Regions from separate parts of the Homo sapiens genome. Here regions 1 and 3 are each linked to region 2. A link is a loop called in an ENCODE intact Hi-C map of the cell type or tissue named here. Cell type or tissue: heart left ventricle. All regions are shown on one strand. Links, peaks and the distances in the headings refer to the core of each region. The heading gives the core; the rest is flanking DNA. Region 1 has its middle 60 kb from the start of CDH2-AS1. Region 2 holds the start of CDH2 (cadherin 2). Region 3 overlaps CDH2 (cadherin 2).

Evidence for each region. A loop is a pair of places that touch in the nucleus more often than their neighbours do. Peaks named below come from ENCODE experiments on the same cell type or tissue, not always from the same donor. Only the 100,000 strongest peaks of a DNase experiment are listed, where the experiment ranks them.
Region 1: it touches region 2 in a loop (5-fold over the local background); 4 of 110 quality-filtered maps call a loop at or near these places.
Region 3: it touches region 2 in a loop (2.8-fold over the local background); 14 of 110 quality-filtered maps call a loop at or near these places.

Annotation. Positions count from the first base shown.
Region 1 is chr18:27,856,465-27,867,369 of GRCh38, forward strand. No RefSeq gene overlaps it. Among named protein-coding and RNA genes, the nearest start is that of CDH2-AS1, 60 kb to the right of the region's middle. In heart left ventricle, for the core only: no CTCF peak of the experiment used is centred there; no DNase peak of the experiment used is centred there; H3K27ac peaks cover 783 bases.
Region 2 is chr18:28,172,730-28,183,634 of GRCh38, forward strand. CDH2 (cadherin 2) reads right to left here and starts at 4,401. Exons shown (of 16, transcript NM_001792.5): 1 at 4,234-4,401. The coding sequence starts at 4,293. In heart left ventricle, for the core only: CTCF peaks have their summits at 4,862 and 5,755 (motif pointing left); DNase peaks (open chromatin) are centred at 2,982, 3,112, 4,412, 5,322 and 3 weaker places; H3K4me3 peaks cover 5,654 bases; H3K27ac peaks cover 5,120 bases; H3K27me3 peaks cover 1,488 bases.
Region 3 is chr18:27,990,784-28,001,688 of GRCh38, forward strand. CDH2 (cadherin 2) reads right to left here. Exons shown (of 16, transcript NM_001792.5): 8 at 2,717-2,854; 9 at 1,872-2,057. Among named protein-coding and RNA genes, the nearest start is that of CDH2-AS1, 75 kb to the left of the region's middle. In heart left ventricle, for the core only: no CTCF peak of the experiment used is centred there; no DNase peak of the experiment used is centred there; H3K27ac peaks cover 527 bases.

The DNA.
Region 1 (10,905 bases), core at 1,787-9,786, 320 kb before region 2:
TAAAAATATATTTATATAATATTTATATAAATATAATATTTATATATATAAATATTAAATATATTTTCATATATACATATTATATTTATATATATTTTCATATATAAATATTATCTTTATATATATTTTCATATATAAATATTATCTTTATATATATTTTCATATATAAATATTATCTTTATATATATTTTCATATATAAATATTATCTTTATATATATTTTCATATATAAATATTATCTTTATATATATTTTCATATATAAATATTATATATATTTTCATATATAAATATTATATATATTTTCATATATAAATATTATATTTATATATATTTTCATATATAAATATTATATTTATATATATTTTCATATATATATAATATTTATTGTAAGAAAGGGGTCCAGTTTCATTCTTCTGCATATGGCTAGCCAGTTATCCCAGCACCATTTATTGAATGGGGAGTCCTTTCACCATTACTTGTTTTTGTCAGCTTTTTCAAAGATCAGATAGTTGTAGGTGTGTGACCTTATTTCTGAGCTCTCTAGTCTGTTCTATTGGTCTATGTGCCTGTTTTTATACCAATACCATGCTGTTTTGGTTACAGCAGCACTGTAGTATATTTTGAACTTGGGTAGCAAGATGCCTCCAGCTTTGTTCTTTTTGCTTAGGATTGCCTTCGCCATTCAGGCCCATTTTTTGGTTCCATATGAATTTTAAAACAATTTTTCCTAAGTTTTTGTGAAGAATGTCTTTGGTAGTTTGATAGGAATAGCATTGAATCTATAAATTGCTTTGGGCAGTATGGCCCTTTTAATGATGTCGATTCTTCCTATCCATGAGCATGAAATGTTTTTCCATTTGTTTATATCATCTATGATTTCTTTGAGCAATGTTTTGTAGTTCTCATTGCAGAGATGTTTCACTCCAATAGTTAGCTGTATTCCCTGGTATTTTATTCTTTTTGTGGCAATTGTGAATGGGATTGCATTCTTGATTTGGCTCTCAGCTTGACTGTTGCTTGTGTATAAGAATGATTCTTCTCTTTTTACATTGATTTTGTATCCTGAGACTTCACTGAAGTTGTTTATCTGCTTAAGGAACTTTTGGCCTGAGACTTTGGGGTTTTCTAGATATAGAATTATGTTGCCTACAAACAGATAGTTTGACTTTCTCATTTCCTATTTGGATGCCCTTTATTTGTTTCTCCTACCTGATTGCTCTGGCCAGGACTTCCAATAATATGTAAATAAGAGTGGTGAGAGAGAGCATTCTTGTGTTGTGCCAGTTTTCGAGGGGAATGCTTCTAGCTTTTGCCCATTCAGTATGTGTCAATTATTTTGAAGCAGGTAGGATTTTCAGTTTTTACATATAGCCAGATACTCTCCAGACCCCCTGCAGGATATAGATTTTACTTCTATTGTTAGACCACGTGCTCTTTCACCTGTTGGCATTTGTTCATGTCTGCTTGGAACTGTCTACCCCTGTTTAATTACGTCCACTTCTTTTACCTGTTTTATAAATGCTTTCAAGCACAAATAAGAAAGGACCAAAACAACAGTGGCTTTATGAACAAATATATTTTATTAGTTCACCTGACAGGCTCCTTATCTAGAGATAAAGCATCCAGCAGGCCAGTGATGTCAGGAAATGTGGCCCTCCCTGGCCACTGGCCACTGGCCACTGGAGCAGTGCCTGTCACAAGACCTCACACCAGTGTCCCAAGCAAGAAGGACAGACAGAGGCAAACACATCTTTTTTATATTTGTCCCCACCAGCAGATTTCTCTTTCTACCTTATCAATCAGAACCTTTTTACTATCATATCCCTGGTTTGGGGGAAATGACGATGTGGCCTAGAGAGTGTGGGTCACCATGACTGACTTACACTAAGTATGCAAAGCTTTACATCAAGGTACCTCCATCTACCACTTAAGCAAATGCAGAAAGAATCATGTAGAAAGGTATGTTGTTGAGTACAAAACAGTGTCTTTCTCACTGAGGAAGTTCATCTAGGTCTTAGCTAAAATATTATTATCTTCAAATATGTCAGGCCTCCTATAACACTCTCTATTCATAGCACTAATTAGGCTCCCTTGTGACTTCCTTATGGGACCTTATACTCACCCTATTGTAATATTTCCCACACTTTACATTATTTGTGTGATGTCTACCTTTCTTGGTATAATGTTAAGTCTATGAGGGCAAAGATCATGACTGTTTTTGTTCATTACTTAATCTATATCATAAATACTAACATATATTTACAGAAAAAAGGAGTAACAACAATAAAAGCAAACTATAATGTGTCCTGACCTATACTTTTCTTCCCAAACTCTCCTCTGAGAATCATACCCACATGTACAACAGTCTACTAGTTATCTCCATTTAGATATTTTAATATAGTCCTAAAATAAAGCTCTTACAGTGGATTACCACTCTGTGATGAGGTTAGCATCTAACGTAAGCACAAAAGCCACAATCAAATATAATTACAAGTACCCTTAGGAATACATAAAGCACAGTGATATTCAGAAACATGTTGCTCGAGTAGGAACAGCATGACACCTAGGGCCTACTGTGATACTTTTCATGTAGCAGGTATCATAAATAATCATTGTTTATTGAATATATGAAGTTGTTGGTTTGGATGTGGTCAGGTCAGCAGAACGAACCAAGAAAAATTATCATATTGTCAAAGGAAGCACTCTGAATTCCTCATGCCTTCTAATTATGCCGGTCTAGAAAAAGCTGTCATCAGATCTAAAATACCTATTTAAATCCTAATTATGTATTTACTAAACCCAACAACACAACATGGGTATTTCTTGTTTTTTATTTGGACGTAAGCAATACATTCCCCATTAAACAATTAGAAATGCAAACCACTACAGTGAAACTGCTTCCAGGCTAACAAATACCCAGGGACAACCCGTCAATTTTGGAGACTTGCATTTAACTGTGAATGTTGCCTTCTATTGCTGGAAACCACGTAAGGATTATCTAAAGTGGTCACTTAAGAAGAGGGTACTTCCTTTTAGAGACACTCTGTGATTCCTAACTTCTCAAGGTTGTCTTGAAAGGATTTGACCAGATATCTAGTATTTCACTGGTTATGTTATTAGAAGGGTAGGAGATAACTGGCAATGCATTTTTCACCTGGCTGCAGAAGTAGAAACATCAGGAAGAGTACATGGTATTTATTCAAAAGGACTAATTTAACCTCGTTTTCTTTCTACCATAGATTTATGGGACTTTTATTTAACCAATTTTTGCACCAGTACTCTTCCAGGCATTGAGCCTATGGAGATAAAAAAGAAGACATGAATACAAGGGGCTATTATTCTCTAGTGGGGAAGAAAGAAAATTACCTTATTTTATAACAGAGTACAAGGGTTATGCGCAGAGATACACATATTAGAATGTGATAGCAAAAAGGAGAGGCAAATATGGCATAACATTTGTCTTAAGACTTTTCTTCCACACACACATACAAATCTATTCTGGATCATAGCTAAGAGATGAATGGGGACCATTTTCAGGCCTGCTGTGTAACAATGCTGAGATTGCATATTGCACTAGGGAGACCATTCTCCTTGTGGACATGTCCTAACACACCAGGTATGGAGGCTGAGTTGCAACTATATTCAGATGTGCCGAGTCACTTATTTCCTGTGCCTTTGCTTGACAAGCCTAATCCCTCTCATCACCTAGAGTAAGCCTGCCCGACTTCCTCAGCCTCTGCCTGCAGTGTCTTCCTCCTGCTCTTGACCTTATAGAGCATTTGGATGTGTATAAGCAGGCAAGCATATAGGCATGTGTGCGCCCAGCTAATGTCATTGTCTGCTAGGGCGCAGGAAAATTCCCCCAGGGCACAGGTATTCAGGTTATGCTAACTTTTTTTTTTTTTTTTCTTTGAGACAGAGTCTTGCTCTGTCACCCAGGCTGGAGTGCAGTGGCGCCATCTCAGCTCACTGCAGCCTCCACCTCCCAGGCTCAAGAGATTCTCCTGCTTCAGACTCTCGAGTAGGTGGGATTACAGGTGCATGCCACCATGCCCAGCTAATTTTTTTTTTGTATTTTTAGTAGAAACAGGGTTTTGCCGTGTTGGCCAGGCTAGCCTCGAACTCCTGACCTCAAGTGATCCGCCCACCTCAGCCTTCCAAAGTGCTGGGATTACAGGCCTGAGCCACCAGGCCCAGCCTAACTTTTTTTTTTTTTTTTTTTTCAATCTTGTGGACCAGACAACTTCTTCTTCTTCTCAAAAAGGCATTAGCTGCAGCCATCATACACTTTCACTTTCACACACAAAACTAAAACAAAAACCACACAAATATTTTTTCTTGTTCTTTGCATATGCTTATTGAAAGAAGACAATGACACGATGGCAAGGAATTCCAACACCTAAGCAGCAATGCTTTTTTGCTGTCCACGTGTAAAACTCCTTTGATCTGCAGCTGTAGCTGCAGCTGCTATTTGCAGAGCCTGGCACTGTACTATGAAATTCCTGGTCAGCCCAGAACATTCACTCTTGGGAAGCCATGTCCTTGCTGACTGCAGCCGACCACGCTGGCTCAGCAGCTTCTGTGGCTTCCTGGCTGCCCACAACTGTGTTTGAAGCTGGGCTGCCCTGGGCCTTCCCAGGATTCATCTTGCCTTCCTGCTTGCTGGTGCTTGGCTGCAATTCACCATAAAGCTCTTTCTTGCTTTTTATCCCGCTAAGGGTGAGTTAAACTAGCACAGGTAAAAATGTGAGTTTTGTTTTACAAGCACCTTTCAGGAATATACAATCTTTCTGTCTCTCAAGTGAACTCCCTGGACTCAGTAAAATTCTAAAAACACCAAAAAAAAAAAAAAAAGAAACAGTGGGGTTCAATTTTATTAACCCCCTAAAAATTACATAATAAAAAGATCAGAAACATGACCTTTGTCACCCGAAGCGAGAATAATTTTAATGGTTCAGGTGACTCCCTCATCCTGAATCCTGACTGGATCCACAGAGTTAGAAATCCCAAAGCCATATGCATTACACAGCACTGGGAAACGAGAAAGGAATCAATTATCCACAACCTGGATTTGGAAGACCTTAAACCACCTTGCGTCTCTGATTTCAGGATAGCTACGGCTGCATGATCTCTCCTGCAAGAGCAAAACCATTTGAAAAACTATCCCTTTAAGGTGCAATTGATTTAGCCATAAATAAATCCTGGAGGAAACAGCCTGCTCTTTGCCAGGAGGGCCAGCATGCACGATATGCATGTTCTTTCACACAGCGATATTTGATAGGACCCAGCGTTGGCTGGAAAATGTAATTTGCTCAGTGAAGCATGCCCATCCCTGGCCCCTGATTACTCACTGCTCCCTTTACAAATGCCCCAGCCCCTTGCCACTCGGTACTCATCAAGGTTTCTCTTACGCCGATAGCAAATATTTTATCAGATCGGTGATTATTCTTATTATAAAGAAAATGCACCAGCCAAACAGCCAGGTTGGTTCAATTATCGAAATTATGTCTTCCCCCTAGGTAATTTCTAATTGAGTAATTATGAGGATTACAAGGCTCATTGAGACCTTACTGGATACCGGTGATGCACTAGTCTTTTTTTCAGTGAATCTTTTCTCTTGATATTTCTGCTATGAGAAAAGGTTAATCTATATCAGCAAGGTTTCAACTGAAAGGACATTTGTGCTCATCAGCGTTATCACTTCTGGTGAGCCTGGTTTTCATCAAGAGCTTTAAAATGAACAGCCTCCGGGTTTTCTATAAACATCCAAAAGGCACTAACATGAAAAGTCTTTTGGCGTGGCCTCTGAGTGGGCCGGAGATAGAAGCGGGCTTCCATTTCAGCCATCTACCACTGTTCTTTCAATTACTGCTCCTACCTCAGGTTCAAGTTCTCAGGTTTGTGCCCTGTAGGCAAAGGGAATGGCTATTCTTATCTCCATGGGAGTGCAGTGCAGCTTGGCTCCTTCAAATAAATAACGAGATCAAATGATTATAATTTCTCTAGATTCAAATTTAATCTTGGCTATGCATCTAAGTGCATGATGAACACAATATTGCTCAACCAGAGAAAACAGTATCTTGATAAAGCCCTGGCAAAATGCAAATAATAAATAATGATCTATGAGGGGCATCTGTTTGTGAAAAGAAGAGAGATAAAAAAAGATACACAGTGGGACATAAATTGCCTCCTTATAATCCTCAGAAATTAAGTGCATCAGAGTAGTCGATCTTCACTACTGTCTTCTGCTAGGGAATAGAGTTGTCCTTCACTATCCCCTGGGGATTGGTTCCAGGAACTCCAGTGGTACCAAATCCACAGACATTCAAGTCCCTGACACAAATTGACATAGTATTTTCATAGAACCCACACACATCCTCCTGTATACTTAAAATCATCTCTAGATTACTCATAATACCTAATTAAAATATAAATACTATGTTAAAAGTTGCTATGCTATATATTGTTTAGGGAATAATGATAATAATTAAGTCTGTACATGCTCTGCACACATGCAGGCATCCGTTTTTTCCCCAAATGGTTTCCATCCATGGTTTGTTGAATCCATGGGACCTGTGAATAAGGAGAGCCAACTGCATTAATGAAAACAAGTTTGGATGGTGCCTGAGTAGCAAACGAAGCGAGTGTTTGGGAGGCAGCGTGATGTGGAAAGGACCTGATGTAAATTCCTGGATACAAACTCGATGACAGGGTCTCCTTGGCCATTCCCTCTACTTCCATAGTAGTTTCTTCAACTATTAAAAAAAAAAAAAAAAGACAGTTCCTTCATTTGCTAGGACTACTATAACAAAGAACCCTAAACTGGGTGACTTAAACAGCACAAATGTATTTTCTTACTTTCTGGAAGGTAGAAGGTAAGTCAAGGTATCAGCAGGCCAGTTCCTCCTGAGGGCTGTGAGGAAAGGATCTGTTCCAGGCCTCTCTCCTTGGCTGTCAAATGGCCATCTTTTCCTGGGTCTCTTCACATTGTCTTCTCTCTAGGGATGTCTGTCTCTCTGTCCAAATATCCCCTTTTTATAAGACACTAGTCCTTTCGGATTAAGCCCTGCCTTAGAGACCTCATTTTAACTAATTACATCTGTAATGACCCTATTTTCAAATAAGGTATTTAGGTTGGTGCAAAAGTAATTGCAGTTTTTGCCATTACTTTCAACGACAAAAACCACAAATTACTTTTGTACCAACCTAATACTAGGGGGTAGGACTTCAACAGATAAATTTGACACAATTCAATACATAACACGTGGATTGGTAAAAATCTCTAAGTTCCCACTCGGCTCCAAAATTATATGACTTTTTCTCTTAATAATTCAGAAAAACCAACTCACAATTTTTTTTAAGTCAAAAATAAGGGGTAGGTTTGTCTAAATTCCATTAATTACTCGCAATCATGAAATTATCCAGCTAATGCCTTACTCTTTGCTGTTCTCTTTAAGATAGATGAAGTACTGGCAGATTCCCTCTCTAGCCTGAGTTGGCACTGCCCCTTTTGGCTGTTGCAGGAGCAGTTGTTACATGTGGCTGCAGCCCTGACCTTTCTCTGTCACCCATGCCCAAGGTCAGACCCTGCCACTGCAGCTCTGAAAGACCACAGACTTCATTTTATTTTATTTATTTTTTATTAGCCCTAAATTACTTTCCTAGGTGTTTTTATTGTGTGTGCACTTTTTTTCTTGAAATTCAGGAACTGAAGCAGGCTTCCAAAGCACACAGTGGATGGTCTAACACCATATGGTGCTGACATTAAGCTTTATATTGTGTGACTAATGGCTTAACTCGGGGCTTGAGTGCGGTTTAACCTTTTTAATATTCATGCATTGCACTAGTGTGTGCAAGTATTATATATCCAGTATATAGATATAAGCACTAAATGTTCTCAGTTGTTGATATGGTCAGACAGGGTGTGGTAGGAGGTGCTTTGCTTTGTACGCAGAGGACCTGGTGAGGGAGAGCTGTTATAATTATCTTAGAACTCACCTTTGGTTCATCTCACTTAAAACCAAAAATGTGTCTGCCCTAAAGTGGTGAAGTGTATTTTTGTTTTGTTTTGTTTTTGAGACAGAGTTTCCCAATTCTTGCCCAGGCTGGAGTGCAATGGTGCGTTCTTGGCTCATTGCAACCTCCGCCTCCTGGGTTCAAGTGATTCTCCTGCCTCAGCCTCCCCAAGTTGCTGTGACTATAGGTGCCAGCCACCAAGTCCGGCTAATTTTTTTTGTATTTTTAGTAGAGACGGGGTTTTGCCATGTTGGCCAGACTGGTCTCAAACTCCTGACCTCAGGGGATCCACCCACCTCGGCCTCCCAAAGTGCTGGGATTACAGGCATGAGCCACCGTGCCTGGCCTCAAAGTGTCTTTTTTTAAGAGAATTTTGGTATTATTAAAAGGATTTTTTTTCTTTATTTTATTTTTTTTCTGAGATGGAGTCATTTTATTTTTTTTCTGAGATGGAGTCTTGCCGTGTCACCCAGACTGGAGTGCAGTGGCACGATCTCGGCTCACTGCAACCTCTGCCTTCTGGCTTCAAGCGTTTCTCCTGCTTCAGCCTCCCAAGTATCACTGGTATTACAGGCACATGCCACCATGCTCGGCTAATTTTTGTATTCTTAGTAGAGATGGGATTTCACCATGTTGGCCAGGCTGGTCTTGAACTTTCGACCTCGTGATCCACTGCCTTGGCCTCCCAAAGTGCTGGGATTACAGGCATGAGCCACTGCACCCAGCCCAAGGATTTATTTTTAAATGGAATTTGGTAGTGTATGTAAGTCCCTCAACAAGAAAAATAAGGCTTCCTTATATAGGCTGAGCCAAAGACTCAACATCTTCAACATATATTCATTTCATTCAGAGTCTACAGCAAAAAAGATTTAAGTAAGGAAATGTACAAAACCAGTGTTTGAAATGTTCACTTTTTTTAAACTTTGAGAAATAGCTTTTACTCAATCAGATAGAAAAGTTACAGTGACCCAGCAAGAATTGGATATTCATTTTATTTTTGGATGAAAAATGAAGTACCGAGACATTTCATTATGGCCATGGGTCCTACACTCATTCTTAACCTGAACTCTCTGGTTTCTCTGCACACACAAGGCCCTGGTGCCCTCTTCAGCACACACACCTGATAGATGAGCTCTGCTCCTTCCCAGAGAAAATTCCTCAAGTTGTCCTTGGTGACTCCTGGTCTGGGGATGGCTATTACTGAGTCATACCTTTAAAGTGTCTGAGAAAGAAGCAATTTGTGGTCATGAAAAATTAGGAGTCCACTTTTAAATCTATAGGTATTGCTATTTTGGAGTGGAGCTGGACAGATTGGTAAGTAAATCCTGTAGTGATGAGGAGAGTCAAAGTATAGGAAAGGGGATGATGGGATTGTATTCCACTCCTAAACAAGGAAGTATAATTATGTGAACACTGCATGTCAGATCTTCTTTGAAACAAGATGCGTAGAGTTACATTTAGTATGTTTAGTGTGAAAGCCTATGAATGCTGAAGATGGGTGGGTTAAAAATAGAAAGAAAATAAATGACATATTAATATATGATGCAGTAAATTCTGAATGTGGGTAAATTTATTTTTTAATTAGCCCACCTAAAGCTCCAGAAAAATAATTTTCCAGGTACTCATTAAAAATTAAAAATAAAAATATAATGGTGAAAAATAAAATCCTACCTGATTGTCACATTTGTTTATGAAATAATAAAAAGATAATGCTTTTCATAATTTAATAAATATGTATAGAAGCATCAAATTTTTATTTAAAAAGGCCTTAGCAATCCTACTGTTATTTTCTAGGTAACCAAGAGTTCATTAATTTACGTTTTAACTTAAGTATTACATGAATGCACAAAAGCATTTAGCAAAATGAATTACGAACTTTTTTGAACACGTAATCTTTAAATAAGGATGAATTAAAGTAAATGAATCTTAGTTTTATATTCAAGTCAACCATCTTGTTATTTAAATAAGTTTCTTGTTTAAAAGAAATTAAAGAGTAAACAGGCAACCTACAGAATGGGAGAAAATATTTGCAAACTATGACTCCAACAAAAGACTAATATCCAGAATCCATAAGAAACTTAAATCAACAAGAAAAAAAATAACCCCATTAAAAAGTGAGCACAGTACATGAAGAGACACTTCTCAAAAGAAGATATGCAAGCAGTGAAAAAATGCTCAACATCACTAATCATCAGAGAAATGTAAATTAAAACCGCAATGAGACACTAATTCATACCAATCAGAGTGGCTATTATTAAAAAGTAAAAAAATAACAGATGTTGGTGAGAATGTAGAGTAAAGGGAATGCTTATCTACCATTGGTGGGAATGTAAATTTGTTCAACCCCTATGGAAAACAGTAGGAAGATTTCTCAAAGAACTAAAAGTAGAACTACCGTTTGACTCAGTAATGTCACTGCAGGGTATCTACCCATAGGAAAAGAAATTGTGTATCAAAAAGACACCCACATTTGTATGATTATCACATCACTATTCACTATTCCATAGCAAAGCCATAGAATCAACCTGTGTCCATCAATGGTGGATTGGATTTTTTTAATGTGATACTTATATACCATGGAATACATATCACCATAAAAAAGAATGAAATCATGAACTTTACAGTAATATGGATGAAGCTAGAGGCCATTATCCTAAGTGAATTAACGGCAGGAACATAAAATCCGATACCGCATATTCTCACTTATAAGTGGGAGCTAAACAATGGGTACATATGGATGTAAAGATGAAAGCAATAGACACTGGGGGCTCCAAAAGATGGGGAGGCAGGAAGAAGGGGAAGCGTTGAAAAACTGCCTATTGGGTACTGTGTTCACCATTTGATTGATGGGTTCACTAGGAGCTCAAACCCCAGCATTACCCAATATGC
Region 2 (10,905 bases), core at 1,628-9,627:
TGATTACTTTTTTGTATTTGAGCCAAAAGAACAAATCTGAATGTTAACCTGGGAAAAATGGTAGTGTATATACGAACACAACACTTCTTAAATAACAGCTCTGATTTTTAAAAATCACTCTTCTAACTTCATAATAACCCCTTGAAAAGAAGATGGGGATTTTAATCACTTAGGATTAAAAAAAATAGGATTTAAAGCAAGATTAACTGTTGCTTTAAGTCTTGACATTTCCCTATTAATAACCCTAAAGCTTAATGAGGCACAACAGATTTAAGAATTGAAATTGTTAATGAAAAAGAAAATTAAGGACAGTTTGGTGCTCTATACCATCATGAAAATAATCTGCTCCAGAAAGATTTTAGTCTCTACATGTAAAAAGCAAGAAATATCTAAAAAGTATTTCCTTGTAAAATCTCAGTCTGAACTTTTAGAAGGTTAGGGCAGACTTTGATGAAAGTATAAAAGTCAGAAAGTACCTATGGTTTAATATATAGTGTTTTAAAAACAAGTGAGGATACATAAAATACTGTTTTTCAAATTACACCTAGTATGTTTGTAACCTTTCACCTATTAGTAATGACCGCATGCCTCAAGTTAAGAAAAGCAAAGAAATATACATAACTGTGTCTAGTAAGTAAACTCTGAACACCAAGTTAACTCTTCTTATTTTCACAAGAACTTATGTTTCAAAAGCACATGAAAATCAAATAAATACTGAGAATAAACACGATTTACACTTAAAATCACTGCTGAATCCTTGCCACATTCTAGAACAAAGCTGCTTCTTTTTATGTATACTTCATATGTTGAATATTAATTTCTTTAAAATCTGTACCTAATAGGTGAAAAACACATAAGGTTTATCCATCGTTTTTCCAAGGTCCTCACGCAGGGTTGAAACCAGGATCTGTTAAGTCTTAGAAATGAATTTCTATGAACATTAAAATACTGTCCTAGATGCCCCATAACCCATACAAACGTATTTAAATTAGAACAATGGGGTTATGCAATTAAGATGTGAACTAGAAAAACAACACAGGTTTCTAATATATTAATTAACTAGGTCAATGGTAAAAGCAACATTGATTTTTTTTCTTAACAATAAACCTATGTAAAGATTTGAAAGTCACTTGTATTATTTAAAAGGAAAGCTAGTTATAACTTTGTGATATAATATTTTATACTTTTATCAGGTAAGCTGAATGCTCAAATTCGGATTTTTTAATATAAAAAAGGCTAACATCTTAAAATAAGACTAAAGAAAATCTTGATGTTGAACATCATAACATGCAAGATTGACTAGAATTATGTAAATCTACATAACAAGACTAACTAAACTAGTAATTTCTCTAAGTAAAATAAGGTACACAGACACTTCAGTTAACAATTCAAGGCACAGAGTCCTTTGAATATTCAATTATATTTAGCTTGTAAAAAAACAAGGGTGCTCCGTATCTGCACTAATAACCTACATATTCTCTTTTCTAAAACTATCGGCTGCTTAGTCTGGAATTTAAAAAAAAAAGAAAAAAAAAACCTAGACTGTTAATAGCAGCTGACTGCAGGACAGCCACTTTCACCTTGCAGATAGAGCTTTGTTGTTCGGGCGTGTAAAGCAGACCATTAGCACAAAGTCATTTCTAATCTCAGTTGTACAATCCACATGGTGCACTTAACCCTAAAACTCATGTTGCGTAAACTGCTCTGCTTCCACTCCTAATGACCTTTCAAATCATTCAATGTTACTGCTTGACTTGTACTCATGAATTAGAGGACTGCCAAATAACTTGATGAGAAAGTTATAATTTCTCCTTTCCTGAAGGTTTAAAAAAGTCAACATTGGTATAGAAGAAACTGAGAAAGAACATACAATGGAAAAGCACATTATTTAATGCTTATAAACGATATTTTTAGAAACACTTAAGAAAAAACTGACAGAAAATTCACACCTGACTTCAAGGCAGATGACTAAAACAGAAAATGAGAGTGCTCCACTTGTAACACACATAGATTTCCCACAGTATTCATGACCAACAAATGTCTCTTCGTGTCCTAACTTCGCTGCACAGTATTCAATTAAAACTCACTTTTAGATGAAAAAGTTTGTGAAAATAACCATCTGCTGCTGGATTCACACTGAGGATTTACTGTCTGTAAATAAGACGACCCAATGCTGTCCAAAAATTAGTGTTTTTAAAGTAAGATTTGTAAAAAATGTATCACATCTCCTTTGTTAAAAAAAAATCCTAATACACAGGAGTCTTTAAGTTTGTCTTGCCTTCCATTTAACTTCAAATACTTTAGAAGCAGGACTTTTTTCCTTCTTCCTCCTTCAGCCTAACCTCTTTAATAAACCCCATTTTTAAAGAAGAAACAATAAATGAAGTGACAGGAGGTCAAAGAATGAGGAGTGTGCGCTGGGAGAATAAAGGGCGGTTTTATAACAGGAGGTACTTTTGTTAGCAAGTGACTGGCAGGTCTCCTCCCCCAAGTTAGAAGGAATTCCATCCACTCTCCAAAACTGCAAAGGCCAAAAATGTCTAGTCTAATAGTTCTGAAATCCCCGAGTCAGGAGAGAGCCGAGTGGCGGATGGCGAGTGGGGGAAGGGAGAAAGACCGGTAGGAGACTAAAGAACAAAAGAAGAAATCCAAGAAAGGGAAAAGGAACGCTGGGACCCTGGCCTGGGAGGCAGGGGTGGGGAGAGACAAAGTGAGAGAGCACGACCCGGGAGGAGAGCGTGGAGCCGGGCAGGGACAGGCGTGCCGCACCATGGCGCACCATGGACAGGGCTCCGCGCGGCGGCGGCCCACGACCGTCTAGGGGTTGCGGGAGAAAGCGCGAGAGACTGCGGAGGCCAGCCCCGTCCAGCCCCTGCCCCCGCCCCAGCAGCACTCACCCCCCGGCGGGCCGGAGCGCGCCAGGCCCTGACCCGTGAAGACCACGGAGCGGGGTAATCCACACCACCTGTCTCCACCCCCGGAGCAGGCACTTCCGAGCTGCGTCCGCACTTTTCGGGGCTGCCAGCTGGCAGTAGAGCACCTCTCCCCTTGCCCCGAGGGCGACAGGCAGGGGGACCCTCCGTGGATTTTCCTGCCCCGCGGCGAGGGTGGGCACGCCCCTTTCCCGCAACCTTCGAGGGACCCCACGGCAGGCGGAGACCGACTTGGGACCAGGGCACTGCACCCGCCCAGCTAGAGGGTCCCGGCCGAGGCTGTGTGAAGTGGCCTCCAGGCCTGGGCTGGCTGGTCGGGAGGAGCCTGGGGGCATCCTCGGGTTGGAGGCGGCGGAAAGTTGGGCTGCCCCCGGGCTGGGAACCCGCAGCGTGCAGTGGCGAGGGAACCTGCGCCCGGACTGGAGCAGGTGCTTCCTGCCGCGGAGGAGCCTCTTAGTAGAGATTAAATGAAAAGGCTCGCTGGCTCTCTCCCGAGGGTATGAAAAGTACGGAAGGCTCCAGGCAAAGGCGCCCCCGGGGCGCATATAGGGCACAGGCAGCCGGACAGAGAAAGGAGCAGCCGCGTAACGGAACTTCTCGCCCGGGGGAGATACTAGGCGTGAGAGGCCAGACTCGTTCTACAGGCAGGCGCTGACCGGCAGAGACTCCTCCGGGCAAGAGGGCCAGATTTTCTTTCCAGGTGGGACGAACACAGAATATTGTGAGGGCAAGAGAAGAAGAAAAGGAGGCAACTCCAGACTGGGATAAAGACAATAGGACAGTAGAGCCCTTGAGCACCGGGAGGCGCACGGGTGCAGGGTGGGGTAAGGTGGAGGCAAGTCCCGTAACTAAGACACCAGAGTGAGAATTCCTACTGTAAACTCGCGACCCATCCCTGCAGAAATAAACAAAAAAATTGGAGCAAAGTACTATGCGAGGGGCGAAAGGCACAGAAAACTGCAAAACCTGGGAGTTATCCTGCCTCACCCTCCTGCTGCCTGGGGACACCCCCCGCGAGCTTGCTCGGCCCCGAAGAAGGAGCAGAGGGGACCCGCAATCCAGCCCCTAGAGCCCCGCCAGGAAAGGCGCGAGAGACCTACTGGCCCCGGCAACCCTGCCCCGGCGCCCGGACGGAGCCCGATGCCTGCGCAGCTACCGGCCGCGCGGCGCGGCGCGGCGCGGCGTGGCACCTCCCTTCCCGGGTGCGCAGCCCGGCCCCGCAGCGGCGCGGGGAACAAAGGGACCCGGCGCCGCCCGCCCCACCCCGCCCGTGGCCCGGCCCGCGGGGACCGCCGCGTACCTGAAGCAGGGCCGCCAGCAGCGGCAGCAGGGTCCGCAGCGCTCCCGCTATCCGGCACATGGAGGCGGAGAGGGGCCGAGCGAAGAGCCGGAGGAGGCGGCGGCGGCGGCGGCGGCGGCGGAGGAGGAGGAGGCAGCGGCAGCACCAACAGCGGCGCGGAGAAACGGCTCCAGGCAGTTTCCACCCCCTTCCCTTCCCCTCCCCTCCCCACCCCCTTCTTCGCTGCTCTCCGCTCCCCGCCAATGGAGAGCGAGCTGATGACAAATAGCGGGCCGCGGAGTCCGCGGGACTCGCACCAGGAGTAATAAAACAGACCCAGAGATCAAGGAGCTGGGGAGGGGGCGGGGGAACAGGGAGGGAGAGCGTGTGAGCGTCTGCGAGTGTGTGGAGGCGGCTGCTGTGGCAGCGCAGGCGGCTCGGCTCCGGCCCGGAGCGCAGCGGAAGCCGCGAGGGATGCAGCGGCGGGGACCTTGGCCGGTGGAGGATGTGGAGGTGGAAGTGGAGCGGATGGCGCTCCCCAAGAGCTCCGCCACGCGAGGTTTCGGGCTCGTGGTTTTGCTTCCTCCGGGTCCCCGCTCCAGGGCCGCTCGGCGCGACGAAGACGCCGGGGACAGCGCCGCGGGGAGGGCGCTCCGGGTCGTGCGTGCTGCACCCACAAAGAGCAGCAGTCCCGCCACTCCGCGCCTCCGCTGCGTGGGGGCCGAGGGGCGCTTCTCGGCTCCTCTTTCCGGTCCCCCGGCGAGTTGGAGACTGTTCTCCGGCCTCGGCCGCAAGGGGGTGAGGCGAGGGGCCGGCGCGGTCTCTCCCGCCGCGGCTCCGTCCCGCGCAGCTGCTGCCGCAGCCGCCCCTGCTGCCCGCGCACCGGCACCCGCCCGCCGGTCCTCGCCCTGCGCCGCTCACTCGCGCGCGCCGCCCTCCGTCGCCGACCGCGCACCCCGCTCGGCCTCCGCTGCGCGACCTGGGCGAGCCGCCGCCGCTCTCCCCGCGCTCGCCCCACGCGCTGCCTGGCTGCGCGGCCCGCTCCCCTCTCCTATTCCTCCCGCCGCCGCCGCCGCCCTCGCCCCCGCCTCCCTCCTCCGCCGAGCCTCCCCGCCCGCGTCGTGGCCAATCGGAGGCCACCAAGCTGCGGCTGTAGCCGGCCGGATCCGCGGCAGCCGCCCGCCCCCGCCCCGCCGAAGCGCCCCGTATTTTGCTGCAGCCCGCGGGGGGTCGCCGGAGGGAAGCCTAGAGTGCGCCGAGCACCGCCCCGGCAGGTGGAGGGGCTGCGGGAAATAAAATAACTTGGGCAGGAACTTGATTGGTAGCAGGTTCATCTTTGGTCCGCGGTAGGGAATCTAATGGAGATGAAGAATGGTGGGGAAGGGGGGGCGGTGTCTCCTTGGGAGCCTAACGTACGCTTCTTTATTTTGTCATTCTTTGGAGATGGGTAATCTTTCCTGGCAGGGGCAGACACAGCAAACTAAGGACGCAGGCCAAGCTCATCCTAGCTATTGTTGTCTGAGGCGCTCGCCGGGAGCCACCTGCGGGCGGGGGAGGGCGGAGGCCGCGGCTCCTCTCTGGAGCTCGCACCTTCAGCTCCCACCCTTGAGGATGTACTGGAACAGCCCAAGTTTTTGTGTTCTTGTTTTGTTTTCTTTTGTCCCCTCTGGGAGTTTGAGAGTGCATGTTTGTTATTTTATTTGAAATCTCCCGTTTTCTATTTCTATTACTACCTGTTAGTGGTACTGTTCACATTTGGGGCCAACAGTTTCAGGGTACTTTTACCCTCTCCTACCACCCCTAACAACAATTTTTAAAAAAGAGAGAAACTAAAAGCCGGAACTTGAGAAAATAGGATTATATAAAAGATAAAATGACTGATACAGAATTCTCACCACGTAAAGGATTTCTGCTGGCTTCCTTTAAGGCATGAACTTCAAGTGCAACACAGTGAGAGACTTTACAAGTTTGAGTCACAAGCATTTGTGGAATGGAGCGGGGGATGGGGAGCAGTTTTTGTTTTTTCTAATTCTGGTGAGGTAATAAATTTTCCGGAACCTTTTTTAAGAAAGGTTTACAAGTAAATAGAAATATCCGTTTTATGTAAGCTTTTCAACACTTGGGAGATCGGTGAACTTCATTGCAGTTAATGAATATTTTCTGCCTTTATTGCTTGCTTTTCTGCTTTGGGTGACTGAAATATTAACTTTATTTGAGTTTCAAGATACCGATCATTTAAGAATCTGATGATGAACCTTTAAAAACCAGCTACTAATTTCTTGACATAACTGATACAGCTTTTAATAATGTACTGTTGCTGGCTAGGCTTTTAAAAATTTAATATTCATAGGGAGGCTTATTCAATTTTAATTAAAACATAATATTGTAAGTTTTTTATGAAACAAAATTTTTCCTGGATTTTCTTTCTTTTCAAAAGAATAAGAAAGGTTATGTTAATTAAATTTAAAAGATGAGATGAAACACTTAATATAGTAATCAGAAGTGCTTGTTCTTACCCTTTCTCTTCTTTTTTTGCTAGATATTATTGTCACACTATTGCTAGTCCGCCTAAAAGTTATCTTTGCAATAGAGTATTTATAAATTATGCTTTCTGGGAGTCATGCAAAATAATAGTAAAAATTCAGTTGAGATATGGGGATATGTTTGTTGTATTCCAGAGTGAGATGTAGAGATCTCATCTCCATGGCTAAGATTTAAGCTTCGACCCTCGTCGTGGGGTTTCGACTGTATCCTCATCACTCCTAGCAGTACCCATTGATGTTTATTGCCATTCTGATTAATTTAAAGGTGGAACAAATTTCAACATGAATAACTCTATTTCTTGTTAGTAGTATTTACTTGAAGCTTTAAACATGTCCTTTATAAATTAAGCACTTATGATTTCAAAATCTCCTTTGGAATGGCTGTCAGTCAAGGAATTCTCTGATTCCAACAGTTTTTGATCCTTTAAGTAAGCACTTGCAGCATGTTTTAAAAGTCCAATTTGCATGCCTCTCACTCTTCAGTGGTTGTGAATTGTTTTAGCATCTTGCCTCACTTTAAGTTGATCACCTGGTCAGCCAAATCTTGCTAATAATAAATAATAGGCCTCTGATTACAAGAAGGAATAGTCTAGTCTAAAATCATGCTGTTGGAGACTTTGTGCATCCATTTGATGTTAATGAAAGTAGATCTGGTGTTGACTATGATATCCAAACACAGCTTTACCTCAGTAATACCATACCTAAGATTAGCTAACGGGGCCATTCACTGTCCTGGGCAACTGATGACCAAACTCGCAGATTTTTAGCCCCTGCTCAAAGCATTACTTGTCTGAAGACTGGTTTTCCATCAGCCTGTAGAACTCCAGGGATGTAGGGGATTGTCAGTGACCCAGAGAAACAACCAGGTGTTATTAGGGGTTGGATGGATGGAGACAAGAAAAAAATATAGAATAATATAAAACATGACTGCATTCACACATCAAAAATCAACCTAATCCTTCATTTCTGACCTATGGAGTGATGCCTGTTGACTATAAGAGGTCTGCAAACCGTTATGGAAACCTGATTAAATGATGTGCTCTGAACACATGGCCCGTTTTTATATATATGTAGAGGTCACGATGATTCATTTCTAAGCATTCATTTTTATATATGTGTAGTTTTTATATGTGTGTAGAGATCATGATTTGTTTCTAAGCATTCATTTCGAAAATCGTAATAATTTTTGTTCTGGTGTGTTTTGTCAGGCAGGAGATGCTAAATGTACAAATTCACCATGTGGGTGTTTGTGTACAAGGGTTCTTGCTTTGGACATAAATGCTCAGCAGTAGTAGTCTAATCTAGAGCCTCCTCTCCCCCACCTCCCCTTCCCTACCCCCTATAGATACACACCGCAAAGACAGGCCCTACACTTGTCTTTGTCTCTGACACCTAGCGCAGTGTCCTTCCCAATGTTGAATGAAGACCCCCTTCTCCACTCTTCCTCCTCTCCCCATCTTCAGAGCAAACTAGGATTGTCCCTCTCCCTTAGAAAGTACCCCTCAAATTACATTTTCTCCATAATTAGCTTTAGTGTACATTAAAGCTGACTTTCCCTGGGTAATATCCCTTTCATAGAGTCATAGAATGTTCTAAATGAAACATTAAAGATGGTCTCTGCAACCCCTTCATTTTACAGATGGGACACCCTGAGACTTAAAAAGGTACACAAGGCCACCAGCTGGAAAGTAGGGAATGCAGAATGGGACCCAGGTCCCCTTACTCCCACTCTTACCTATGCTCTCTATCTTATTCTGGGAAGTTCCTTTAACATTGAAAAATTCAACTATATGGGATGAAAGGGAGATTTTTCTTTTTAAAGAAGAAAATATAATGATGCTAGGGATTAGTCTACTATTTTTCTCAAGTTTTTTGTTCTTCAAAGTATGTGTGAAATTGAGGACATAACTCTTCACTGCTCTCAGTTTTCATATGCTTTTCTTAGTGTGATTATCTTGTGTTATTTATTATGATTTTGGCATTTAAAGATCCATATATTTGATACAACCTGGCTGCTAAACACAAGATAGCCATTCATCTGGTGCTCAGAGAAGTAGTGATCTGATCCAATATTAGAAGAAAAACCTGGTTATTTTAAAAAAATCTACTCTTGTTTGAAGATATTATTTACCTATTGTTTTTCAGTATTTGAAAATCAAAATCAACATTTTCATGGAAAATATAACCAAAGAAGTAACTTGAAGTATGTATGGTCACATAAGTGAGTTATAAAGTTGCCAGATGAGCAACTCAACAGAGGCGAGTAATTCATAAGCAGGCCCTGAATTACAAGGAACCCCACCAAACAAACAAACAGAAAAAGAATCCCATTCTGACTCTGGAATGTAGAGGGGTATAGTATAATAAACAGATATGGCTATAAATTCAAGTAGACCTAGCTCTATGACCTTGAGTAAATTTCTTAACATGTCTAAGGCTCTTTTATCTCGAAAATGCAGTATTTCTTTATAAAGTCTGATGGGAACACAATAGAGCACAGTAGGGCCTTAGCATTTTATCTATAGTGTATTAGGTATGCTGATTTCCACAGAGGATTCAGAGCACAGTTACTTAAGAATCTGAGGGAACACCCTTTCACCTCTCCCAGTTGCTGTCTGCAATTAAAAAAAGTGCTTTTAATCAAAATTTTATTTGGGAGGTTCAAATTTTACAAAACAACACAAAACCTCTAATGTAAAAAAGCAATGGCTAAGTAAATAATCTACAGACTGGTAAAAGAAATAAAAATTTGGTGGCTTTGTAATGTGCAGAAAAATAAGTCTAGACAAAGTATTCACAGGAAACAATATAATCAGTATTAATGTATTGATTTGGTGTAGGAGAATGAATTCATATTTGAATTAACTCATAAATTGATAATACCGAGACCAGGGCTAAAACTCCATTTTGCTTAGGACCTTTCCTGGCTTTTATGGTTTCTTGAATGCTTTCTGCCTGTGTGCTCCCAGAGTCGGGTTTGCATAGTTGATTTCATGAGTCTTGTTTAAAGATCAGCTATATTTGAGAAAATAAGATTTCCATGATATCCAAGAAATCTACCTTCTGCACCAGAAGCATGGATACTTACAGCGGAATACCAGCACTTTGGATCACTTAAAATACAGAAAGCCTATTTCACAAGATAAACAAATCTTGAGAAAATAAAACAAATCATGCTGAAGACTTTGGTAACTCTTGGTGCCAAACTTTTGCCTTCATGTCCTTTTAAAAGCAACGATCTGTCTTCAGGAAAGTTCTGAAACACAACTGTCAGTATTTAGAGGATAGCAAAACATATTTACTATCTGAACTTATATTTGATTGTGCCCTTTCCTCCAGTGAAAATTGAGGCAATGGATAAAGTATTGGCTTGGGTTCAGGAGACCAGTTTTCTCTTCCCAGGTCTATGGCTGACTGAATAATCTTACGTGTGACACTTAATTTCTCTAAATGTTTTCTAATCCATAGAACAGAAATAATGCCACTATTCTCATAAGAATGCTGAGAGGACTAAGAAAACAATGTCAGTAAAATCCACTTAGTTCTTCATAGAGAGGTTCTACATAAGTACATGTTATTCTTTAAGGCTGTGGATTCAACTATAAGAGGAATGATTGGTGTCTAATGTTAAGTCACATTTTAATGATGTATAATCAACAAGCCAAGTGCTTATTAATTTTTTTATCCTTTTTCCCACTTATTCATAAATTTTAAAAATAAGTTATCTTTCTCATTACAAAGGCAACATTCACAGATATTTGAGAAAATTATATTGTTAAATGCATCATAAACATTCATAGATTATGCTTACCCATCCTTATATTCCAGTACCAGCTGGGCAGATATGGTCTGAGTTTTCCTTTTAAACAGGGAATGTAAAATATCAACAATATTCCTATTTATTACAGAATTTACAATGTATGTCACTCTGACCCATTTTTTACATAGTAACTAAAAAGAGCTGAGTGATTATCACAGATAAGCATGATCTCTGGGAGGTCTATTATTTTGACTCATCCTTGAGAAAGGTTTTTAAAGACCTGTCTGCAAGAGATGGGGATAGTCTCATTTGTAAAGTATTTACTAGAGCCAATAATAAAAGTGCATTTGCATTCCAAGACCAGTTTATCCAAGCCATGTGAAATTTCCA
Region 3 (10,905 bases), core at 609-8,608, 180 kb before region 2:
AAGAAAACAAACCAAAAATCAGAAAATGTAATTTTTAAATACAGCTAAACTTATTTGATTTAAAAGTACCTTTCATAATTTGAAGTACACATTTTGCAGTACAAACATGTATACATAATCGCACACACACCTTTTAAAAATAATACTGTTGGTAGGTGGAAGATATTTTTCTTTTCCTCTTAGCAAACTAAAACTCTGCTGTCTTCTGGAATATTTCTGGATATTTTATTGGTCTGTAAAACCCCCAAATTTAAGAAAAACACTCTAGATAAATGCAATGCACAAATAACCCTTCATGTAAATACTAACTTCCAAAGTTCACTGAATCTTGCTGTCACTAGAAATATTACCAGGAGTCAAATGACTAGACTGGACATTCACTCTTAATTTTCCTTGTTCACCTGCGAATGGATGTGCAAATAAGCATTACTGTGCAGTAATAACAGGAAAAACAAGAGCATTAAGATCTCTTAGGCTCATAATTGGTAGCCTAAGAATGATCGAGAGGTGACGCTCATAAGAAAGCTTCATTATCAGCAGAAACTGCACCAGTTTCGTACCCTAGACCACCTTTTAAAAATCTTCAAACACATCTTTTTTTCTCTCTAAATCCCCAATTCAACATTCCTTTCTCTAGTATTTTAAGCAAGACAGAAAAAAAGCCAGAAAGTTAAGACTGCAATATTTAGAGTGATTTCACTAGCCACACGAAACCTTCCCCTGATGTAACATTTATGCTAAGGGGTATATGCACAGTTCAAAGTCCTTTAATGTGTATGAAGCTCATTTATCTCTCAGAACACTATGACTAACATACTGTTATCAGCCCCTTTCTGCATAAGAAACCTAGAATTTACAGTGGTTAAATAGTTGGCCATGATCACACAGATATCAGGAGCAGAGCTGGGACTCTAACACAGACAGCAGACTCAAGTTGGTGCTTTTGATCACTATGTTCCTTCTGAGAGTTTCCATTCCCATTCTATTCTACTCCCGCATCTGCATAATTATTGGCAACTGGCACTTTAGCACATCTTTCTATGTAAGGTCAATATTTAGGTTCACTTACAAATCAAGAGTGCTTAAGTGGGAGGCAAAGAAGTAAATCTCTTTACTGGGTGGCTAAAAGGAAGGGATGTTCACTTTAACAGGCTTTTCCATTATAGCTACGCATTTATTATTCTTGAAGAACATCCCCTTGGCTTCTAGCATGCAACTGTTTTGTTTGGTTCCTTTTTGACCATAAGATCAGAAGAATACATTTCTTAACGTCTCGGAAATAGCATTTAAAAACAGCCATGCAAATGCAAGAGCTTTCTAAAATGCAGGCTTTCTTCTTGCCTACTCATTACATTTTTCTTCTATGGCTTTTCTGGTTTGTTCACTATCTGCCAATATTCTAATAGCTGTAGACATGAAAATAGCAGCTGTGAGGCATCATTCTTAATAGCTATCAATGGTGATCAAAATTTCAGAATGTGATATATCATGAATATATCAACTACACTAACAGTTAATGTTGTTCAGGCCAGTCCTATCCTCAGATTGGTAAAAACTGTCCAAACTGATTCAAAAACAATCATCAAAACTCTCACTCAAAACTCTCATTCAAAAACTCTCACAAAACTCTCATCATAAAACTCATTCAAAAACCCTCACATCAGTGATGATGTGAGAGTACTGATGTTGGCCTTAGCCTCAGCATAAATTAAACAGTAAGATATAACCTCCCAAATATATATCAGACCCACATCTGGAGATGTCTGAAAGAAAAACGTCCTAAGTTTCCATTGCAAAACAATGAGTGGGGGACATATATTGGTCCTTGCTGAGCAGCTGTTGGAGAGATCAGTGGCCCGAGGAACACTTACTTTGACCACGGTGACTAACCCGTCGTTGCTGTTTGGGTCGGTCTGGATGGCGAACCGTCCAGTAGGATCTCCGCCACTGATTCTGTACACTGCGTTCCAGGCTGGTGTATGGGGTTGATCCTTATCGGTCACAGTTAGATTAGCTACTATGATGTCTACCCTGTTCTCAGGAACTTCACCATAAAACTGCGAGAAAGACAAACCTCAGTCAGAGGAGGGGCATGGACCACTGAAGGACAACTTGTCTTGATGACCACACCGTCCGATTTTACTGCCCCATTAGATTTTTATTATCTACACTAAATGAGGAGACTGATAATGCAGGTAATCACAGCATTTATGTCTGACTTTAAAAATACTGTAACATTTTTCAGTAGTCCAATTTTTTTCCAAATTACCTTACAGTTTCATTAATATTAAAATCAGCATCCATTTGTGAGTCTCTGGGTGATTATGGTGGGGTGGGGGAAAGAACTTGTCTGTGCAAAATGATTTTACTCCAGATATGGATAATTATATGCTGACAAAGTAGCATAAATCAGTCATGCAGCTCATGCACCTGAAAATATTCATAAGCATTTTGTTGTAACAGCACAGTCTTTTTAGGACGTGTTTTCCAGGCAGCTTATTTTAACAACTTTAACAGTGGACTTGAAGACTACGAAGAAACAAATTACTTGGATGCCTCACGTAAGGCCCTGATGACAGAAATGTCCGAGTTAGCAGCCATGCTACTATTAGGTGAAGCAAGTTCCACCTCTATTTAACACATTTATTATTCATGACCAACCTTCTCAGTAACGAACTACAGACCCAAAGTTGTGTGAGTGACAGGCTGTACTCACCGTCATGGCAGTAAACTCTGGAGGATTGTCATTGACATCTGTCACTGTGATGACGGCCGTGGCTGTGTTTGAAAGGCCATATGTGGGATTGCCTTCCATGTCTGTAGCTTGAATTATTAACGTATACTGTTGCACTTTCTAAAAAGACATAAAGATAAGAACTTAAATGAAACTAATTCCTCAAGAAGACATAACAGTTGTTCTGTAAACGGCTCTTTATAATGCAAGGAGAGCATGGCATCATTCATTCTGATTAACATGACTTGAAATTTCGCAAGTGGAGTTTCCTTTAACTTATGAAGCACAGGTCTGGTCCTTGTCTAGAGAGATTTAACTGTGTATATTCACCTCTACTGGCAGAAAGGAATGCACTGCAGATGTGTGAAATTCACAGCTAAGCTGAAACCTCCATCTGGTTCCAACTTTTGCCTTTCTTCACTTCACGAGATTGTGATCAAGCATTCAAGTCATTTGGTTCGTATTTACTTTCTTCTATGTTAATTTCTACCCAGTTTAGGATACTAAAAACAATGAAGAATCTCAAGACAGGGAGAAGAACACATACATAATTCACAAAGTATATAAGCTTTCCTTTTATATGTTCTTACATATATTCTATTATTACAGGGTAGATGCAATATTTCCCCTTAAATTCTATTGATACATATGATTCAAAACCATATAGAAGAGATATACAGTATTCTTAAACAAAGTCAAAACTTGAAGGGTTTCCGTTTATTTCCATAGTCTTCTAACAGGGCATATATTTGATAACTGCATATTCAATGGATTAGGATTTGGGTATAACACTCATTGTGTCCACTGCTTTAAGCACAGACCTACAATGGATATAAATATTGATACATTTACATGTAGATGATTATTATTAGACAGGCATCCACTACTTTCAAATTCCAGGTTGACTGTTTTAAAAGAGCCAAATTAAGCTATAATATATCTAAGAGAAAATGCTGAGATTGAGAAGTCAGGCATTTGCTGAGTAAGTTTTATATTAGGAAAACCTAACTTTAAACAATATCTAAAATCATTTGGAATCTCTGTGGAAATTTGCAGATAGATCAAAAACAGTGATCATTTTCATAAATGTTAAAACATTCTGAACAACAAAATCCGCTACATACAAAAATAAACTGTCACTGCAAAGTGCAGTTTTCCCTGTTTCTAAATATAGCTAACATTATGAATGGCCATTCTTAAGGGATTTCTGGAGCTTAGATAGAACACACACAAATTGTAGCTTTTGATTTAGTTGTCAGGGGGAGGGGCAAAGAAAAGAAAGGAGTAGGAAGGAAAGCCAAACCGCCCACACTAGATTCTAAGTCTCTGTCTGTCCACCCAAATGCCAATCTCTAGCAGTTATTTATTTCAGTTATTTTTTGTCTTCCAAAAAGAGAAAATGTTACACTATTTTGAATTAAAAAACACACACGCAGTAAGAAATAATGTTGGTTGAGTCATTTAATTTTTTCTTAACCCACAGTACCTCACTATAATGTTAACATAGGCTAAGGGCTAGGTGCGGTGGCTCACGCCTGTAATCTCAGCACTTTGGGAGGTCGAGGCAGGCGGATCATGAGGTCAGGAGTTCAAGACTAGTCTGGCCAACATAGTGAAACCCCGTCTCTATTAAAAATACACAAAAAATTAGCCAGGCGTGGTGGTGGGCGCCTGAAATCCCAGCTACTCGGGAGGCTGAGGCAGGAAAATCACGTGAACCCAGGAGGCGGAGGTTGCAGTGAGCCGAGATCGTGCCACTGTGCTCCAGCCTGGGCGACAGAATGAGACTCCATCTCAAAAAAAAAAAAAAAAAAAAAATGTTAACATAGGCTATAATACTTCTTCAGTTGCTTTCCTTCCCCAATTAGAAGTGTCACTTCAGCTTAATGCTTTCATGGTTAGTGAGAGAATTTCGCAGGACATTCAGTTCAGCCTCCCAGCTGAAAACCATGAAAATAAAAACTTTTATGACTTTTGAAATGTCAGTTTTGTTAGCTGCTATTTGCAGAAACAGATGAACATTCTCAAAAAGAGAGAAAAAAAGGAAGCTTATTTCTTAAGAAGTTAACTCACATAGGTATTACATGAAAGTATAGTTATTTCCTAATGTCTAGTCTACAAAAATCTTTAGAATTATGTAAGCATAATACATCCAATAATTTTCCATTGATCTGCAATATTGGAATTAGTAGCTAATACTTGAAATTTCTTATTGCTGCAAGCTAGTCTGGAAATTTTAAATTACAAAAGGACACTTGTTATTTCCAAAGTACAATATCTCTTCAAATAAAAAAAAAATTCCACTTGGTAAATAGTAAATAATGTCATCTCCATTTTCAAATGCCAGATTGCTAAAACATTCTTATATTTAGTAAGGAAGGCTTGATAGCCTGTGTTTTAGACAACTGAACTGCTTAGAGCTTCTTGCCTAATTTGGTCATTGGGCATCTGGCTGTGAATGACTGACATTTAGATTCCGTTAAGTGTTCGACTTCCCACTCTCATAGTACCTCAGCTGATCAAGGGGATTCTGCTTGAAAACTTCTCCTCCCTTCCTGCTCTATATGGAATAAAATCCAAAATCATCTGCTTGCTGTCAATCCTTCCCTCTCCGAAACTCGCCTATTTTACAAAAGTGATTCCTCCCATTCGCTTACCCCACACCTGGAGCTGTTTTGCATTTATCTTCAAATGCCCTGTCATGATCCTGTGTCATTCCATTTGGCATTCTCCTCTGCCTAGACAAGTGGATGTTACACAGAGTGAACATTTTGGGTTGTTACAACTAAGCACTCCTTAGTTGTGACAACCAAACTCAGTACCGACATCTAATGGGTAGAGGCCAAGGATGCTGCTAAACAGCCTATGATGCACAAGACAGGCCTCATAACCAAGTAAAAATGTCATAGTGTCCTGGCTGAGAAACCCTTGCCTAGAATACCATTCCCTTCATTCCAAGCCTGGCTAACATGCAGCTTACAAGTCACTTTGGAGACGACTTCTGAAAGTTCTTGAGGAAGAGCTGTTTGTGTCCTCAGGACAGAGCCCTTACAACACACCCCATCACTGTTTATAGTTTATATGGCTGTTATCAGTCGTATGTCTGTATCTGCCTCACTGTGCATGTGTGTGCATACAGAGACACAGACACACACACACGTGTCCCAAGGGCCCTTGCTTTGTTGATGCTTGTGCCACTGGCATATATGGCACAGTGCCTGACTCAGAGTAAGAATTCCACAAATGCTTCTGACTTGGTGGATGGATGGGTGAATGCATAAGAAACCTTGGGTTTTGCATGATCTTATCTCAGGTAAAGAAAAAGCCATCTTCTATTCACATGGATAGCTATAATTTACTTCTTAAAACCCATACTGGGAGCATAAACTAGCTCACCTTTTCCCAAAACCACAGTGATTCATGCACAGTAGTCCCAATTCTAACATTTCCTCATACTATGAGTCACTTCCTATTTATATTGACATTAATTTCCCTTTTTAAAGCTTAATTTATTGTAAAAGTCCCATAAATGGAAAGCTAGCATCAGTTATCATAAATATGACAGTAAAAAATAAACATGATGAAATTCTTGGATTCTGGCAGTCTCTACTTGATGAAGTAGCACGTGAAAGGCTGTGTCCGCTTGCTGTCCTAGAGGCTTCTCAGCATTTACCAATTAAAATCTTATGCACGTGCAGCACAATTTTGAAACACTGAGTGACATCAGTGAATGAGGAGGTGAGAACATTCAGTCATTCATACAGCAGACATTTAATGAAATGTCTTCAAAATGCCAGGCAATGGAGTATTTACTTGGGTAAAACAGTGACCAAAACGAGATACAGCCTTGCTTTCACTAAGTGATGGAGGCAGAGAGTAAAGGATCACAGGACCATATAGAGCCACCAAATGCATGAGTGCAAGTCTAGAAATGGTAGGAAGAAGTAATATGAAGAACCTTCAATAGTGCATACCAACTATCAGGTTGGTGCAAAAGTAACTGCAGTTTTTGCCATTACTTTTAATGTCATTACTTTGAGTAAAAAGAGAAGAACTTGATGACTAAACAGATTGCAGGTAGAGGGACAGCAGGGCATGGGAAAGGCAATTAAACGATGACCTTGGGAGACTGAGGAGAAGGTCCTGGTCACGTGAAATAGGAAATTCATCATAAATCACGGGTTTCAGGAGATGACAGATTTGCCTCTAGATAAATTGGGTTGGGGACAGAGAGTTGAATAACAATGTCACCGAAACTTAGGAGGGAAGTATAGATTTGTGACTCTGTTCAAATTCTTTTTTTTTTTGAGACTGAGTCTCACTCTGTCGCCCAGGCTGGAGTGCAGTGGCACAATCTCGGCTCACTGCAAGCTCTGCCTCCCGGGTTCACGCCATTCTCCTGCCTCAGCCTCCCGAGTAGCTGGGACTACAGGCGCCCGCAACCACGCCTGGCTAATTTTTTGTATTTTTAGTAGGGATGGGGTTTCACCGTGTTAGCCAGGATGGTCTCCATCTCCTGACCTCGTGATCCGCCCACCTTGGCCTCCCAAAGTGCTGGGATTACAGGTGTGAGCCACCACTCCTGGCCAACTCTGTTCAAATTCTTAACTGCTAAGCCCCACTTCCCTCATCTGTGAAATGGGACTAAAAGTACCATCTACCTTATAAATGTGGTCTTTCTTTTGTATACATATTACATGCTGGCACTGTTCCAAGGGCCTTGATTTAAAAACAAAAAACAACTTTTATTGAGTTTGAGCACTATGTGCCCAGCACAGTGCTATGCACTATGCATTATTTCAGTTAGTCCTCACAATAATCCTATGAGGCAGGTGGGGTTTTGAAACCCCATTTTACAGATGAGGAAATGGGCTTAGGAAGGTAAAGGAGCTTGCCATGGACACCCAGCCATAAGAGGCAGATAATAGACTTGAACTCAGGTATGGTCAAGAATCTGTACCGTTAACCAATCCACTACGTGAGTGCCCTCTAAGATGGTAAGAGTACTGCACACATGCAGCATGTGCACAGGTCAAGCGGGGGAAGCAGGTGGAAAGCCGGACTTCAAGTGGACAAGGAAGGAGTGGAAGTATTTTTTGCTTGTTTGTTCTTGAGACAGGGTCTCATTCTGTCACACAGGCTGGACTGCAGTGGCACGATTATGGCTCACTGCAGCCTTGACCACCCAGACTCAGGTGACAGGTGATCCTCTTACCTTAGCCTCCTGAATAGCTGGGATTACAGGCATGCACCACCACGCCTGGCTAATTTTTTGTATTTTTAGTAGAGACAGGGTTTCGCCATGTGGCCCAGGCTGGTCTCAAACTCCTAGGCTCAACTGATCTGCCTGCCTTGAGTGCTGGGTGCCCCTTGGAGAAGACTGGTGTGGAACTCAGGTAAAGTATAGTAACTTAAACATTTCTTTACAATTCATGTTCAGGGTAATGAGACAAGGAATATCTGCCCCACTGGATGTTGAGAATGGGAATCCAGATATACTTTCTGTGTAACACAGTCTATATAGAGGTATGCAGAGACTACTGTGGGTGATCAGAGAAGGGATTGAGAACTGGCTCTCAGAGGGTAAGGATTAGCCTGTTATGTAGGAGAACAATATTTAGGCAGAGGAAACGGGAACAGAAGAATAGAAAACTTCCTATTTGCACAAGGACTGTGTGTGGTTCAATGAGTGGTTGGGCATCATTTGTATGTGAAAGGCAAGTAATTCTGGGGGGTTAGGTTAAGGAGGGTTTTGGGGCCAAGGTCACAGAGGGTCTGGAATGCACTATTAAAAAGCTCTAACTTCATCCTATAGGGCATGGAGAGCTATGCTACCACAGTGGAGACCCAGCAGGTTTGTAGATTATGAAGCAACCTGTAGAGGAAGGAAGATTGAAGACAACAGAAAACAGGAGAACACCCCTTCAGGATGGAACTAGGAGTTGAAGGCACAAACAGAAAGATTATTAGGTTTGGAAAACAGGAAGTATTTCTTTCATCTTATGAAGAGGAGTAAAGGTGATAGATAGTGCTCAACCAGGAGATGCTGCTGTTGCTATTCATGATGGCAGTGGGGAAAACAATAGCTCAGATTTATTAGGCACTGTGCTGAATGCCTTTTAAAACGCTTTTAAATTTATATATATATACATATATACATATATATATGTGTGTGTGTGTATATATATGTATATATGTGTGTGTGTTTGTGTATATATATATACATTTTTTTTGAGACAGGGTGATATGGTTTGGCTCTGTGTCCCCACCCAAATCTCACCTTGAATTGTAATCCTCATAATACCCATGTGTCAAGGGCGGAACCGGGTGGAGGTAACTGAATCATGGGGGCAGTTTCCCCCATACTGTTCTCATGATAATGCATGAGTCTCACAAGATCTGATGGTTTTATAAGCGTCTGGCATTTCCCCTGCTTGCACTCTTCATTTCTCTCCTTCCGCCCTGTGAAGAGGTGCCTTCTGCCATGATTGTAGGCTTCCTGAGGCCTCCCCAGCCATGCGGAACTGTGAGCCAATTAAACCTCTTTTCTTTATAAATTATCCAGTCTCAGGTATTTCTTTATAGCAGTGTGAGAACAGACTAATACAGAGGGTCTCACTCTGCCACTCAGGCTGCAGTGCAGTGGTGCAATCACGGCTCACTGCAGCCTTGACCTCCCAGGCTCAGGTGATTCTCCCGCTCAGCCTCCCAAGTGGCTGGGACTACAGGTGCACACCACCATGCCAGCTAATTTTTGTATTTTTTGTAGAGATGGGGTTTCGCCATGTTGTCCAGGCAGGTCTTGAACTTCTGGGCTCAAGCCATCCACCCACCTCAACCTCCCAAAATGCTGTGATTACAGGTATGAGCCACCGTGCCTGGCCTGAATGCTTTATGTGTCATGTTACATAATTCTTAAAACTGTCCCATGAGGTAGGTAATACTATTATCCCCATTTATGGATGCAGGAGCTGAGGTTTCAGGTTAATACACTGAAAGTCAAACAGCCCATACTAAGCAGAGCCAGAGTTCAAACCTGGGGGGAGCAGGGGTGAGTCTTTGACAGTCCTGCACAAAAAGGGCAGAAAATGGACATGAAATGGAAAGGCCAGGAATACTACCAGCAAGTAATGTCACAAGAGGACAGATGGGAACAAATGCTGAAGACTGGGTAATGTGGCAAATACACCTTTAGGTCTGGAGAAGCTGAAGAATTAAAACTAAATTTTTAAAACCTGAAGATTAAACAAAAATAAAAAGCTGAATCTCACTAAGCATTTCAATGATTAGGAGTTCAATCACTTAAAGGTGTCATACATCCTGAGAGCACGAGAACACACATTACTTTTGACAGAAAGGAAACTGTGAATTCTAATAGAAATAAAAGAATTTCAAGTCTGCACGAGGCCTGAAAAAGTCAAAGTAATTTATCCCTGGCCTCAGGAAGAATTATCATAAACCATCCGAGATAGATGCATTTTTTCTATGTTAAATGACTTTCAGAAAAGGAAGGTTTTCCATAATTTTCCCTAGTAACTCATTGTTGTGTTTAATAATTTCACTGTCAAGAAGCTATTTCTCATACTGTATCTAACCCATAATTCTATAGTTTCAAATCCATTTCCACATTAGTTTAATCAAGGGGTAGTGAACAGCTTCTCTATCCACTGGAAGATAAACTTAATGACAATTATGGCCTCACGTCAGGCTTTCATCCTCTAAACGAAATACAGTCTGATTTTTAAACATGGTTGGTCTGTTTTAGTAAAAAGTATCTTTAATTTTCCATGCCTCTTTCTTTCCATAAAACATCCAGTCTAAATGAGATAGGAATATTACCATATGAAAACAGGATGAAGTCTCATTTCTGTATCTCACAATGACAATGTGAATGAAAGAGAAATATTAGGATTATGAAATGAACTAAATCTACTTGGTATATGAGCAACCTGGCACTGAAGAAAGAATACTGAAAATTACCCCATATTCTCTAATAAATTATGGCATTCATGCTGAGTTTATCGGCATATAAAAATAGTATTTCATATAGCAATGAAGAGGTGAAAATATACACATGTTACTGAACTAAAAGTACTACTTAAGAAACTAAACTGAGTCCAACAATCTCTGATGCAAATCATTTCTAGAAAAAGAACTGTTGATGCCTACAA